2 separate regions of the Mus musculus genome follow, and region 2 is linked to region 1. The links are chromatin loops, found by intact Hi-C in ENCODE. Cell type or tissue: left cerebral cortex. All regions are shown on one strand.

What was found. Peaks named below come from ENCODE experiments on the same cell type or tissue, not always from the same donor. Only the 100,000 strongest peaks of a DNase experiment are listed, where the experiment ranks them.
Region 2: a loop joins it to region 1, with 1.8 times the contacts of the local background. A loop is called at or near these places in 3 of 42 quality-filtered maps.

The regions. Positions count from the first base shown.
Region 1 is chr8:10,824,335-10,832,334 of GRCm38, reverse strand. No RefSeq gene overlaps it. Among named protein-coding and RNA genes, the nearest start is that of Gm32485, 11 kb to the right of the region's middle. In left cerebral cortex, a CTCF peak has its summit at 4,588 (motif pointing left); DNase peaks (open chromatin) are centred at 3,893, 6,098, 6,623 and 6,935.
Region 2 is chr8:10,918,052-10,926,051 of GRCm38, reverse strand. Gm32594 (a long non-coding RNA gene) reads left to right here and starts at 4,968. Exons shown (of 2, transcript XR_378710.2): 1 at 4,968-5,583; 2 at 6,126-6,433. 3930402G23Rik (RIKEN cDNA 3930402G23 gene) reads left to right here. Exons shown (of 4, transcript NR_135302.1): 4 at 1-1,625. In left cerebral cortex, no CTCF peak of the experiment used is centred here; DNase peaks (open chromatin) are centred at 366, 1,298, 4,152 and 7,431; H3K4me3 peaks cover 272 bases.

The DNA of each region.
Region 1 (8,000 bases):
GTCAGTGCTTCATATGAGAGGTATTGTGAGTTCACAGCCTCAAGTGTCCAGGCAGATCTTCTTCTGTCAGTGGAAGGACTTGCGTTAGGATTTAAGACTGGAATGATGACATTGTGGGGGTGGGGGTGGGGGTGGGGGTGGGGGTGGGGGTGGTGCGTGACCAAAACCAGTGCTCAGTCTCAGTCTCGGTTTCGGTTCTGGTGTTAGCAAGTTGTCAGGTTTGGGGCTATTGACGCTGTGACAGTCGCCAGGGAACTTCACAGTTTCATGTGCACATTTCTGTTGCTTCTACACACAAATGAAGTTTAGACAGAAGAAACCAAGAAACAGAACCCCACTAAACAGACTTCCTGCTCTATAGCACAGCTGTCTGCTTTGACCCTACGGCAAGAACAGAGCAGATGCACACACAGGTGTGTGTGTGTGTGTTCTTGTTAATCACCATTGAAACTGAACAGAAAGGCTGCATTAGAAATGCAAGATAAAACATCTCCATGCATTAGGGGACAGGAGAAGGAAAATGCTTGTGATTTGAGGTTTGTAGATCTCTGGTCTGTCTATAGATGTGGGTGAAGTCTATGCTTCAGGGAGCCTTCCTGTGTCATCCCACTTCCCAGGCCACCAGCACACTGCTGAGCTTGAACCCCCAGCATACTTGCAGGCTGTGTCTTTGGAGAGATCCAGCCATGGGTTGAGCATCCGGCTTTGGGAATTGCCTGGTCTCTGATGAACGTCTGTGGAACTGGGGCAGGAGAAATGATTCTGTCTATAAAGTGCTTGCTGTGCCACAGTCTGAGTTCAGATCGCCAGAATCCGTGTAAAAAGCTGGGTGTGGTGTCTTGTTCACAATCCTAGCACCATGAAAGTAGAAATGGGAAGTCTGCTCGCCCAGCTGAATCAGCGAGCTCCAGGTGCCAGTAAGAGATGCTGTTTAAAACCAAACTAAACCTACAAAAAACAAGGTCACCTGAGGAGAGACACTGTGCTCTATAGCCTCCTCTATACACACACACACACACACACACACACACACACACACACAGACACACACACACACAGACACACACACACAGACACACACACACACAGACACACACAGACACACATACACACACACATACACACATACACACAGACACACACACACACACACAGACACACACACAGACACTCACACACACACACTCACACACACACACACACACACACACACACACACACACACACACACACATAGACAGACGCACATGCGCAGGCAGGCATGTGCGCGTGCGCATGGTATGTGGAAGTGAAACTGATCCATGATGGCTTCTGTGGCTGTGGTTGCTTGCTGCTGGCATCTTTGTCTGCAGTCTCTTAGAGCACACACGGTATCTGAGTGCTTGCACTAGGCACTACACTTCACTAGTCAAGATGCCGGAGCACAGGCCGGAAACTAAGACTGACTTCCGATGTCCCAACTAAGTGGCCTTCCAGAAATCACAAGATATCACTCGGCCTCTGTTTCCACATTGGTATTCATTAGGAATCGTACGTATACCCGGTAAACTATGATGCTAGACAGCTAATCTTATAGCACCCGACTACTGAAATGCATATGTGAAAATGCACTTGTCTGTGAAGAGCTACTGTGGGCCAGGACGGATGCTAGCCAGGTGTGAGAGTGCCAAGGCCAATCCACAGGGTTCTCTCAGGGACTTCCCGTACACCACAAGCTTCTGGCATATCCAGTGAGGGTCTAGTTCTGTCTTTAGAACCAGGGTGGCATGCTTGGAGAGAGTCACATAAAAGCTGGCATTCAAGTGTGGTTTGATGGTTTGGGTCCATCCAAGTGGATAGCAAGCTTCTTGGCAGGAGGGAAGGTTCTGAGGTGACACAGATGTGGTGAGTCGGAGACTCTAATCTAAAGTTAGTGTGCTGAAGCAGAGAGAAAGAGAGGGTGCAGGGCAGGCCTGGGGGAGCAGTTGTGGCCCCTCCAAACACAGACACAGGGGAGCATGTATTTAAAGGCATTGGGAAGCTACTTGGGGGTTCTACCAGTGTCCCTTGTCTTTCTTGGCTGCCGCCAAACCTTTCTGTTGCATGTCGGCTAACAGGATAGCCTAGTTTTGCAGACAGAATCTGTACCTTATTTTCTAAGCTACACTTTGTGTGACAGCACCCCCCCCCCCGGGCTTGAAGAGGGGAGTGTATTATCACAGAGATGGCTGCAGACATGTGCTTGCTCTGTGGTGCCATTCACGCACAGTAGCTAAGCTGTGGCTCTGCCTAGGCGTCCATCAGCAGAATAGATTTGTTAATGAGAGAGAGACACACAGAGGAGCTTGACTCAGTTACAAAGGGAATGAGGTAGACAACTTATCATCACCATCATCACCACCACCACCATCATCATCCGTCCTCATCTTAGCAAAATGAGCCAGAAAGTCAAACAACACATGTTTTTCTCTCTTATGAGGATTCTGGATTTTTATAGACATAAAACGTAAGTGTTTAAAAACATCCGTAGTGGGGCTGGAAGCATGTCTCAGTAGTTAAGAGCACTCACCACTCCTCCAGAGGGCCACTTCAAGTCACCTGTAACTCCAGCTTCAGGGCATCTGTCATCTCCTTCCTGCCTCTAAGGTCATTGTACTCATGTGTACATACCACACACAGACAAACACATACCCATAATTAAAAATAAAATAAATCTTTAAAGAGTACACGCAGTGATGAGTTTCAGAAAGACATTAAAAAAGCAAACACAAAGGCCAGTGTGTCTTGAATATGCCCTATATTATGTATGTAGATATACATTTATGAATATCTATTTATGAAAATATATTCATATATGTCTTTATGTATAAAATTGGAAGCAAGACTGCCTGGGAAAGAGAGAGGGAGAGACTAGTGGGAAGGGGAGGGGAAGAAGAGAGACTACTTGGCCTAATCCTACATGATGTGCATACATGCAAATGTGTTCAGGACACCTGCTACTATGTGCAGTGAATACACAACACTAATAAATACCAGTAAGGGAACCAGGAATGTGAATTTTGTTCCATCATGCTGGCATGTTGTAAATTGTGGCAAATACTTTACGTATATCAGCCTCACATGTTTAGGGAACAGTGACGACACAAAACAGCCAGGTAGGAGGCACACAGGGAAAGGTGATCAGCACAGAGCTATTTAGGAAGAAAAGGAAGTACCAAGAGCTAAGGAAAAGAACGAAAACCAAGAAAATACATCAGTGCCACTCATTTTGTAAACAAGAGTGGTTTAAAACTCAAAGAGGTAAAGTCATTGATGTGTAAATCACCAAGTCCACACCTCTGACCGATGGCCTCAAGGCTACAGGTAAACAATCTGCAAACAAATACCTGAAAAATGCAAAGGGGACGCTGGCCAGCAGGAAGGTGGGCAGGCCTGAAGACCCAGTCGATCCTGGTACATCAAGGCATTTCTTGGGGCACATATGCGAAGACAAGGAAAAAAAAGATTTAAAATGCAGATGTCACATGGAAACAAAAGGCCAGAGACTTTCACATGGTAGAAATAGATTCCTGTCTCCGTGGGTCCCAGCAGGTGCTAGGCTTCATAGTGATACCTCCAGTACGATTTGGAAATCCCATGCTAGGCTTTGGGGTGACATCTGCGGTCTAAAGAGCTGTGCTGCCCAGGTGCCTGGGCGAGGGCGTGGTTTCCATGGAGAACAGGCACGGGGTTGGGGGGTGGGGTGGGGGGTGAGGAGGCACAGGAAACATGCTCACTCAGTAGCCGGGGTTGGAAATGTTTGGGATTGAAAGACAGGATCATTAGTTGGATGCGAAAGTGGAGCACAGTCACCTACCATAAAAAGCACTCGAGGTTGCTTTGGTCACTCTGGGCTCTGTTAACTGCGTGGTGGCTGATGCAGGCAGCTTGGAGTTATAGGGATGTGGAGGGACGGAGGTTTTCATCAGAAAGACGGCTGTCGGGATGTAGTGGGCATGAATCAGACTTAGAGAACAGAGACTTGTGCATGGGAGATGAAAGTGTGCACGCTGACACAGGGTGAGCTGGACCAGTTCATCCCCCGTGTTTTACTTCATGGTGTTGCAGCATGGCACAGTTGCACTAACAGAACCCAGAAGATGCTCTTGCTCTGGTACCCAATATATAGTGTTGATTTTCCTCCTTGAGGAAGCTGACTCTGGGAACAGACTATAAATAACCAAATGGCTAAACAAGGGGATCCCCTTCTCCCCAGAGCCGTGTGGTGCGCACTGCACAGCCCTGGTGTTCAAACGCTTGGCTTTGCGTCTACAATCGGGATGCCATGGCAGACTTCTAGAATGTGGAGGAAGTGTGGCCCACTGAGGCTCTGATGGGAACGTGTAGCTCCCAGGATTCCAGGTGCATCTTTCTGTTGTTGAAGCACCACAGTTTGGGGTAGTTTGTTATAGCAACGACAGGTAGCAACTTTCCTAATGCATCTTCCCCCCTTGCTTGAGTAGCATCGGTGTTCCAGGCTGCAGCCTCTGCAACATAGTCCTCGTACCATTACAAGTGACTAGTGACAGCATGGCACTGCTGAGCCCATGGCTAGTCACCAGTGCCCCCTGCTGAGGTCATGCTGTAGCCCTGTCTTGGCAGTATCGGTGCTAGATGTGGGTGCCCAAGAGCATTTAATCTACACTGAGCTGTGTGAGGGACTAGGGTTGGAAAGAAGAAATAAAACGGGTATTTGACATTTTTCTAAAAGGTGAACTTTTCGGAAAATAGAGCAGAAAGATATTTGAGAAGAGCTAGCAACGTGTCTGTGCATGTGTGCATGTGTGTGTGTGTGTGTACATGCATGTGCAGGTGTCTGCACATGTGTGAGTGCCTGCACACATATGCACAGTCTCTTAGTCTTCACAATCTCATAAGCAGAGGAAATACTTATACTTCTAACATGTTCCTTCTCTGCTAGTTCTATGGGTGTTGGCCTTTTCTACTTGGTTGGTGGATTGCAGAGCAACACTGGCAGCACCCCAAGGTTCACTAATACATTTTATTAACAGTCATAGAAAAAGCCAACTATCATTGTAGACACCGCATTTATAGTTTGAATCATGAATTTCTGATAAATGCTGTCAAGAACTTGGTTGAATGTGTGTGCACATGCTCAAAGGAACCTAGCAGTTCTCTCCCAGCGTGGATTCAGCAACAGAAGGCAAAATGTTCACTTGCTCTGCATTGGACACACAAACACACACACACACACACACACACACACACACACACACATACACACACGTGCGCGCGCACACACACGCACACACCACTTCGGATACAGAAATAGTTCTTCAACATATTGATAAGAGAACGGTTTCTTGTGTTGGCCTTAGCTCATAGCTAGACTCTCTGATTCAAACACCTCTGCTTAATGCAATGGGATGCCTCTTAACTCACAATCTTGTATTTTTTAAATTCTCAAGGTTTGCTTATCCAAGGGGACAAAATACAGAAGGCCCATGTCAAACTAACAACATTTTACCGAATTCTGGGATGGCACACTTAGCCTTCCTTAGATGGCTCTGCCCACTGTCAGGACACAGTTAAGTCTGGAGCAGAGGATTGTGGGTACAGGTGTAGACCTCACCTTATGACACAGATATGAACCACGTTCTGAAGGGATGGGGGAGGGCCCACACCCATCTTTTCTTTTCGTTTTTTGTTTTTTGTTTTTTTTGAGACAGGGTTTCTCTACAGTTCTGGCTGTCCTGGAACTCACTCTGTAGACCAGGCTGGCCTTGAACTCAGAAATCCACCTGCCTCTGCCTCCCAAGTGCTGGAATTACAGGCATGCGCTACCACAGCCCGGCTCATCCATTTTTCCTTAAATCTTCTACTTGTGTTCACTCTTAAGTCACACATCTGAGACAGACAGGCCAGGGCACACTAGCTTGTCCATGACCGATGAAGATCAATGCTAGAGGAGATACCACATCCAGGGCCCCCAGCTACTGGGCTTAGCACAGACCCTAGGTTCCTGCCAAGCATCTTCCCTACTCTGCAGGATGGCAGCCAGGCTTGCTTAGCTCATCATCCACAAAGACATCAGAAATAGAACACGGGAAACGTTGACCCCTTTTCTGGATGCTGTATTCATTAGCTGGAACTGATCGCTGTGAGCTTCAGTGTGAAGACCACTTGTTCTTCACCCCCTGGGCCCCTCCATGGTTTTGTTTATTCAGTTCCAAGAATAACCGGGCATGTGTGGAATTGGCTGATTTTTCTCTCAGTGTTTAAAATCATCCATTCAGAGCTAATCTTTAAAGGACACAGGGGAAACAAGGGAATGAGTATTTCAAGTTTCTTTAACATGTCTCTCTTGGTCCAGAGAGGGGAAAAATGTACAGCTTTAGAACTTCCAGAAAGTTCTATTTCCAAAAGCCCCCAGCGTTTTAAGTGTGCAAAGAAGGATGGTGTGGCAATGTTAGTCTCTGCTCTGGAGCCTTCACTCATTAAGCAGAATGTCCTGGTAGCACTTATTTAACTTCTCTGTGCTTCCGTTTCTTTTTGTCTCGAAGGAAACACTCTGTACTGTTTCCAGTCTGTCGTCAGCTGTAGAGATGCCATGTTGGATGCTGTTAGAGAGAGGGAGAGCAAAGCGCCTCTTACATCAGCACGGCTGCCTCGGGTCTTGTGAAATGCTGCTCCCTTTGCGTGGCAGCTTGGCTCTCTCTCTCTCTCTCTCTCTCTCTCTCTCTCTCTCTCTCTCTCTCTCTCTCCACCCCCATCTGTGTCTGTCTGTCTGTCCCTCTCCCTCTCCCTTTATTTATTCCTTTCCTAGGCAGGAAGTACATTGACTTGAGAAGTAAGGAGCTGAAGGTTTGGGTTGTGCCTACCTCCACTAGCTCTCATCTCTCACTTTAGTCTAAAACACCATCTGTTTGTGGATAATCCCGAATCTCTGCCTCTAACACGGCATCTCCCAAGAAGTGCAGACTACAGGCCTGCTTGCCAGCTCTGTATTTCCAAATGGCTCTTACTAGACACCCAGGCTTGCTAGGCCAAACCCATCTCCCTGGGGCTGGATTTCATGAAATTCTTCCTGTCTCAGTTGGTAGCATTGCAGTTCCTTGCATTTGGTCCTGGAACTTGTCTTGGCCCCTCTTTCCCTAGTAGTTCTCATTGGATTTTTTACCACAATAAAAGTTTCAAATGACACCCTTTACTCACCGCAACTCCTGAATCTACTTGAACCAAATTCAGAGTATTCTTCTCTATCTAGTTATGAAGTTGAAATAACTATGAAGGGCCTTTTCCTGCCTGGTAACCAAGGGATTGGCAAGCCACCTTGGAGAGTGCCTGTGGAATTACTGAAGGTCAGAACAGTGTTTTCTATGAATCGACAGACTCCTGGTCTCTCATGGTTACACACAACATTCATTGCAATCAGATAGACTGGGAAGAATCTAGATGCGTGTCCCTTGTGAGCACAGACGATATGTAGAATGTGGAGAAAGCCAGCTGTCTCTGCATAGAAGACAGCAGCATGGCACCATGGAGTGAGTCAAGCAGCGTGGACCAGGAAAACAGGGTCCAGGACACAGCACAACATGGGTGTCTTCACACTGAAGTCCCGAATCTCTCAAGGATGCAGTTTAGGCAAGGATAGTCAGCAAACACATCTGTCCTGTCCGAGCTTCGGGTCAGAAAAGACTGGGCCACTGAAAATAACCCAGCAAAATGAAGAGAAGGATTCTGGAGGAGTGCAGCTGCCAAGGTTGCTGGCTGACCTGGCCTTGCCCCGTGCTGACCTGGCCTTGCCCCGTGCTGCTCTAGGGGAAGGCAGGAAGGAAGACTAAGTCATAGAAGGACAGAGACGGTCATGGTGCAGTCTCAGTCTCACACAGCCCATTCGACCCAGCACTAACTATGCCTCCATCCTTCTTGGGAAACTCAGTGACACATGTTAGAGAATCGTATTGTGAAGACTGCCTTCCACAGAGCGGTACATCTTGATGAGAGCTCCTCCCTGATTG
Region 2 (8,000 bases), 94 kb before region 1:
GTAGCTGTAGCTGCAGTCTACTAGGATATCAGGAGAGCTCCCCCGCCTCCCGCCAAAAGCCCTACCAGTTACCTTTCTGTGGTGATCAAATACCGGGCCAGAGTTAGCTCAAGGCAGGAAAGGTTGATTTTGGGGCAGTGCGGGGTACAGATGGCTGTGACGGAAAGGATACAGCTGTAAGGGCTCTTGGGGTCGCAGGAGTGTGAGCTTGCTTGCTTGCTTGCTCACATGCCCGAGAGGATTAGTCTGCAGAGAGCAGACAGGAAGTGGGACTGGTCCCCTCCTGAGAAGCAACAATTCAACCCCCACTTTCTCTGTCCCACCTGTGCCGGGAGCAATCACAGGAGCTTGCCAGCAGGGACCAGATGGGGTAGCGGGTCCTGGGGGAGTGACTCACCACAGTCTTCTACATCGTTAGACTTTAAATCAGAGCCTTTCAGGCCAGAGGGCCAGAGAACCGGATCTAAACACCCCATCCGTTTCCAGTGGGGAGTTAGTTTTCCCTGGCAACTTGAAGCCGGTTTGAAAAAGAAAAAAAAATTCAAAAGAATAGAAGAAGAAAGGTTAAGTTTTCAACCAGGCAAAGAGGCTCAGGTGACCTCCTCCAGTGTCAAACAAGCCTCCTGTGCAGCCCACCTAGGGGCTCCCTTTCCTTGAAGGCCAGTTATCAAAGGAGCCTTTGCTTTTGTTTTTAAACCCCGTTCTCGGTGAAGAAAGTGACTGTGCAAGGCGTCCCCCTTCCCCTGCCTCTGGGTGGGAAACAATTTTATTTTGACTGGCTGAATTTCGCCCCCCCCCCCACCCTTTAGAAGCTGCTCCTTTATCCCCAAATGTAAAATCCAAGCTTCAAAGCAAATCCTGCTCCAGTCAGTGCCAAATAAGGCAAGAACCCTCACAAAGCCGGGGTTTGTCAGGCCCTCTGGTCAGGTTTCAGCCAGGCTTCGGAGGGGCATTCCTGAAATAGTGCAGGCCGCCCATACCTCCAGGCACTTAGCAACACGACGCCTTTTGAATTTGCTTAAAACTATTAAGAAGTAATTAAGCAGTTAAAGGGTCTTTTTCAGCCCGAGCAGAGGTTGGGGAGGGAGTCGGGTTCAGTGAGAGGAAGCGAGGCCATTCGCTTTCCTCTGAGCTGACCTTGCAGCGTAACACGTTCATCCTGTATTTTTCTGCCACTGCCAATTTATGGCCTACAGGAAACTAATCTTGTACAATAACTACCTTCCTGTACTTAGTTCCTAAGTAGAGCCAAATGGATTTGGTGGCGGATGGGCTCCGCAGCGGTTCCCGGGAAACAGTGCTGAGCCCAGCAAGATCTGATAGGGGCTGCCGCTCTTAACTGACTCTCTGTATAATTAGGTTCCTGTTTTGGCTGCCCTGCACTTAAGAAGAGAAAATAAAAAGCAGTCCCCCCAGCCCCGCCTACCACAGCGGTTTCAATTCCAAGCCTGAGAGGGAGGCGGGCTTAGAAACGTGCTGGAGAGACACAGTCACCCTGAGTTTAGGGAGGGAGATAGGGGCCACCCACCAACATCATGTCACCAAAGTCTTTGATGAGAAACGGGAACCTGCTTTGTGATTAAGTAAAAAAAAATATTCACATAGGACTAAATTCTGTGATGAGCTAATGAAAGATGTTCTCATTTCAAAGTCAAATGCATTCCTTAACAGGGAGGAAGGGAGGGAGGGAAGGAGGGAGGGAAGGGGGAGGGAGGGAGGGAAGGGGAAGATCTGTAAGAAAGGAGGTGAAGGGTCAAGAGGGGAGAAGGGAGGGGAGAGAAGAGGAGGGGTAGGGGGAAGGAGAAGAGAGAGGAAAAGAGAAGAAAAAGAGGAAAACTTTTCTTTTGGGGGGAGGGCTAAATCCACAACCATGCCGAGATGGCTTGAATTAAAATGGAGGCTATTGACAAAAGTCAAGGTAACAGATGTGTGAACTTGAGTGTGTGTGTGTGTGTGTGTGTGTGTCTAGTGGGGGTGTGTGGGGTGTGTGTGCCTGCCTGCCTGTGGGTGCGCATTGTGGTGGGTGCTGAGGTATTCCTCTTTTATCTCTCTCCACCTTATTTTTTGGAGACCGAACCCGGAGTTCCTCAGGTGGCTATACTGGTTTGTCAGCCAGCTCCAGCCAGCCTCCTGGTTCTGCCTCCTCAGGACAGAGGTCACTTCCCCTCCCTCCCCCACCCCAATCCCCGCTTTCAGACGGGTGCAGGAGATCTGAATTCAGCTTCTCCGGCTTTGGTACCTTTTCAGAAGTACAAACACTACAAACCGCTGAGATGTGAAAAAGACTCTGACAAGACTACCCTGCTCTCCCCCACCCCCCAGCTTCCCCCTCCCCACACCTCCACTCCTTCTGGCCTGGACAAGCTCCTCCCCAGGGCTGCACTGGCTCCCCAGCTCACTGGAAGAAGCAGGACTTCATGTCCACATTGATCTTCCATCGGACTGCATCCACTTCCTGTTTATTTCGTTCTGGAACTATAATGGGCCTGGTAACGCAAAGGGAGATGGAGCCTTCTTTAGAAAGGTTGAAAACGTCGCCAGGACCACAAGATGAGGATAGTTTTATAGAAGGTTAGAGAGGTGGCGTGTACTTCTGGAGACTTTGAGCCCAGCAAATAAGATCTGTGTAGAGGCTTGCAAGTCCCCACTGTGGCCCAGGCGGCAGGGTTTCTCAGGAGCGCTATGGGGTGTGATCAGGCTTTGCATCAGGAATGGGAAAGAACCACTTCACCCCACAAAATGTGTAGTTAGTTCCCTGGGGCTTCAGGCTTCTGTGGTCTGCGAGGATGAGCAGTCGGGCCAGCGGCTGTGAAGTAGGCTTGAGTCAGTCATCTTGCCATTATAGATGTCCAACTGGTAGAGTGACAAGGAGAAAGTAATGAACATACAGGCCACGTCACTGGTATAAAAAGTTACCCAGAGATTCTTTATGCCAATGAGCGACTGACATATTATTACCAATAATAATCATCAGTAGGTATATCGTGTGATTTAAGCGGTGCCTTTGAAGAGTAGAAATGGTATGTAGGCCTGTGTGGGAGGGACCGGATAGTCTAGAGCAAGATGCAACAGCTAAATGAGGATTGTTGGAAGTGTCTGCCAGGGAGAGTTGGGAAGGGCCTTTACTCCTGTGTCATTTAATGGCCGCTCTTCCTCGACATCCTAACTCACCAGGCTTCTGTGTGCAGACCTCCCCCTTGTGCAGGCTTTACCAGGCTGTCACGAGCTGGCCTCACTAGGCTGCCTTGTGCAGGCTTTACCAGGCTGTCATGAGCTGGCCTCACTAGGCTGCCTCGTGCAGGCTTTACCAGGCTGTCATGAGCTGGCCTCACTAGGCTGCCTCGTGCAGGCTTTACCAGGCTGTCACGAGGTTCTCATGAGCAGTCTTTGTGCTGGCTCTGTGTTGTCTCCTTTCACATCTGGGCTTAGACAGGAGGCAGGAGTGAACTGAAAGGGCTGTTCTCACACTAGGTGGCCAGAACGGTTCCTAATAGCTGTCAAGAGAGAGCCTGGTGGAGGGGGCGGCCCGGAGTGGGGGGGGGGGAGAGAGAGGGAGAGAGGGAGAGAGAGAGAGAGAGAAGGGCAGGGGCACAGGCTGGGCTACCTGCCTCTAGTGGCGGTGAAGATCCAAGTCCCAGCTTGGGTGAGATGCTCTGATAGTAGAGAGGCCTCTGCAAAGTCATGGCTCATTACTTGAAGCTGCATCCAGCTGTTTGCTTTTAGCTTACTTGGTCCCTTCCTGCCCTAAGACCTGCATGGGGGCTTCTTTTGAAGGTACATGAGCAAGGTGATCCCATTCCTCTTGTTGGCGCTCCCACACCAGACATCTCCTGCCCAGTTTGCTGATGCCTTTCTTTCCCTACACAGTACTGAGCAAACAAGGGCCTACATGGAGTGCACACTATCACTGCCACAAGCTGGTGAGATGAGCCGCAAAGCAGACACATGGAGTGACCTGGGTTTGTCCCCTGGACTTCGTACCCTCCTGGGCCCTTCCTCTTCTCCCTTAGTTCTCTTTGCCACCCAGAAGGGCTAGCCTGGGTGGGATAGTTGTCTAAAAGACATCTGTGACCATCGGAATGAAGAGGTGACAGACTATTAACAACCAAGTGCAAAACAGGCAGATTCAAGGCTCAGGCAGCATTGCATAGAGCTCCGTATCCATGGCAATGTTTCCTGTGTGCTTCCAGACACAATTGCTGAAATAGTTGAGATGAATGGAATAGCTTTGTGCTTAGCTCTGGATGCTGTCATTGGCCAAATATGTGAAAGAAAAAAGCCCCCTCAAGCCAGGAATAATGGACGGAGAGCTCCCAACCCACCAGCCCTTTATGTTGAGTGTGTTATGGGCGAGGTTTGGGTTACGAGACAATCTGCGGCTTCACCTCCCCAAATGGGACAATTTCAAAGAGTGAATTCAAATCATAAGATTTAGGAGTTAGTTTCCAGAAAGTGAGGAGGAAATCGGAACCTACGGTGTTGGGGGCTGGGCAGGAGCCTCTCGTGGCCTTAGGCTCCTTGTGAATAAGTTGTACTGAATGTACTCATAGGACTTTTGGTCTTTGATATTCAAGACCATGCCTGTAAAATAAAGACAAACACTGCTCAGTCTCCTGAGAGGCAGGAAGTGTGTGAGTGTGTGTGTGTGTGTGTGCATGTTATGTGTGAATGCATGTCTACATGTATTTATGTATGTATGAGCATGTATGTGTGTGAATGTGAGAGTAAGTGTGTATGAGTGTGTATGTGAGTGTGTGTGTTTATATGAATGTGTGTGTGTATGTGTGTGAGTGTATGTGAGGGTGAGTGTGTATGTGAGTATGAATGTGTATATATGTGAGTGTGTACGTGTGTAAGTGTATGTGAGTGTGTGTGTTTATGTGAGTACGTGTGTGAGTGTATGTGAGTGAATATGCATGTGTTTATTTAAGTGCGTGTGTATGTGTGTGAGTGTATGTGAGAGTGAGCATGTATGAGTGTGCATGTGAGTATGTAAATGTATATGGGTGTGTGTTGAGGAATATAGGGAAACAGAGACAGAACATCGAGGAGGAATCAGTTGCCTTGCTCCATAGCACAGTGGGGTTGCTGCTGTCAGGAGTCATTTAGTGTTTAGTATTTATTCAAATAGCTAAAGGAAAAGATTGAGTGTTCTCAGCACTACAACATGCCCAGTGTGAGATGACAGGCACAGTGATCTGCTGCTGTTGATCACTGAACTCACAGATGCCAGAGCACCACCCAGCACCCAGGAACATGCACAGTTATCATGTCAGTGTGCTGCCTAATTTTATGTCAAGTTGACATAAACTACAGTCATTTAAGAAGATGGAAGCTCAGTCAATAAAGGGCCCCACAACAGAATCCTGTGAACCATTCTCCAGATTGATGATTCAGGGGCAAGGCCCAGCTCATTGCGGGTGATTCTGTCTCTGGGCTGGTGGTCCTGGGCTCTATAGGAAAACAGGCTGAGCAAGTCATGGAAGCAAGCCAGTAAGCAGCACTCCTCCATGGCCTCTGCTCCTGCCTCCAGGTTGCTGCCTTGAGTTCCTGCCCCTGGATGAAGAACTTATCAGCTGTAAGGTGACATAAACCATTTCCTTCCCCTAGTTGCTTTTGGTCAAGGTGGTTTATCACAGTAATAGGAAACACTCAGACATAAAAAAGAGAAAGGGTGAAAGGGTGGTATAGAAGTCTGTAATCCTTGCTACTTAAGGAGGTCGAAGCAGGAGGGCCGAAAGATCAAGACTGTCCTGGATAATTTGCAGAGCTCCTGTCTCAAAATAAAAAGTAAAAAGAGGGCTAAGGACATAGCTTAGTGGCACAGCGCCTCTCCAGCACAGCGCCTACCCAGCAAGCAAGCATCTGCCTAGCACAGGGTCTTCCCAGCACAGGGCCTGCCCAGCAAGCACAGGGCCTAGCTTCCATCCCAATACCAATGAGAAATAAAATAAAATAATAAAATAAAATAAAATAACACAACAACCAAGAAGAACAATTGACAGCAGCTTATAACAGAATTCCTGTGTCCTCTAATGAGTCACTTGGTAGCAGGCAAGGTTCTGGCTGTTTCTTTGTTTTGGGCTCTGCCTCTGTGAAAGATAACACTCTCTGCTCCTTTTCAGGGTCACTGTGACTGCCTTGGGCAGGTGCTGGCTATGTTCTCATGGGATCATGTGAGATGGTATGCATGAGGACTTAGCACGAGGCATACATGGTAGCTGCCATCGTCCCTGGAGCTAGCATGATCTCATCTCTCCTGGCTGGATGTTCATTTGATGAGAGTCCAAGGACAGAAGTTTCTGGCCCCTTTCTGGTGGAACCAGCTCATCGTTTCCAATCTTCGGGGTTGGCAGCTGATGGGGTTCATCCACGGGTGTCACTGATCTTTATTTAGGATGCTGAAAAGCTGTGAGGAATTTCTTCTCTGAGCAATGTGTTGGCTTTGAGGTTGTGTGTGTGTGTGTGTGTGTGTGTGTGTGCCTTCCTTATTAAGCTGTGACTAGACATGTACTACCCGAGACTACTCCAAATCAGAGTTGTAGAGTCCAGTGGGTACGGACTGTGAAACTCCCACAGATTTTCAAAGCTTTATACTCTACACGTGAAGGCACCAGTTTTGGAGAATTCGAATTGCTATAAAAAAGTGTATACTACAGAGAAATCTCAAGTTCTAAATGAGAGACAACAACCTTCTTCTTCTTCCTCTCCTCCTCCTCCTCCTCCTCCTCCTTCTCCTCTCCTTTTTCCTTAATCTTTTCTTCTTCCTCTTTTTCTTTTCTCCTCCTCCTTTTCTTCCTCGCCTCCTCCTGTTCTTCTCCCTGCTCTCTTCTTTTCTTCCTCCTCCTCCTCTTCTTTCTTCCTCCTCATCTTCTTTTTGTAAATGACTTGTTCATCAGCCCTGAATTCTGCTCTGTGACTCTTCATGAACAGGAAAACTGTGCTGTGGAAACTTCAGTGCAGTCAACAGAGGCAGGGAATTGTATGGACCCATTGACACAACCTGGTCCTCAGTCTTCAAGAATGCTTACGCACAAAGTGCCTCTAGAGACTCACTTGTGTTTGGCAGTCAGGTCTCCTGTCTCTTTGGCTTTTCAAAGCCTTGGTCATTGATGCTGCTGAGCTGGGCCTGTCTGCTGCTTCCTATGACTGGTCCACATGGAGCATCTTTGGCTGCAGAATTCCAGGGTTGACCTCATGGTCCCTTGTTCAAGCCTGCATATCAACAGCTCTGACTAATCTGCCTGGTTTCAGATCAGTCCTGTGTTGCTCCGCTGGGCCTGAGGCTGCTCATTCCTTTCTTCTTTAGTCAGTATTGCGAGGGTGATCTGCTTTTAAAGATTTGTTTCTTATTTTATACGCAGGAGTCTCTACATGTGTGTATATGCAATGTGTGCACCAAGTGTCTGTGGAAGCCTCAGATCTCTGAAATCTGGAGGAACAGATGGTTGAGAGGGGCCACGGGGATGCTAGGAAGTAACCCACACTCTCTGCAAAGGCAGCAAATGCTCTTAACTGCTGAGTCCTCTCTCCAGCCACACTATCCTGAGGCTCTGCTGCTACCATGCCCTCTGTGTGTGTGTGTTCTGTGTGTTTGTGTGTAGAGCAGGATAGATTTGGAGCTTTCTGTTTTATTCAGTGGAGGGCAGGCTGTCTTCATTATTTCTCTCAGGGCTGGTGTTCATCGCCCCCCTGCGCTCTCTCTCTCTCTCTCTCTCTCTCTCTCTCTCTCTCTCTCTCTCTCTCTCTCTCTCTCTCTCTCTCTCTCTCTCTCTCTCTCTCTCTCTCTCTCTCTCTCTCTCTCTCTCTCTCTCTCTCTCTCTCTCTCTCTCTCTCTCCCTCTCTCTCTCTCTCCCTCTCTCTCTCTCTCTCTCCCTCCCTCTCTCTCTCTCTCTCTCTCTCTCTCTCCCTCCCTCCCTCTCTCTCTCTCTCTCTCTCTCTCTCCTCCTTTCTTTCTCCTGTCAGTATGTACTAATTAAGCATGATGATGGTTTCATTTA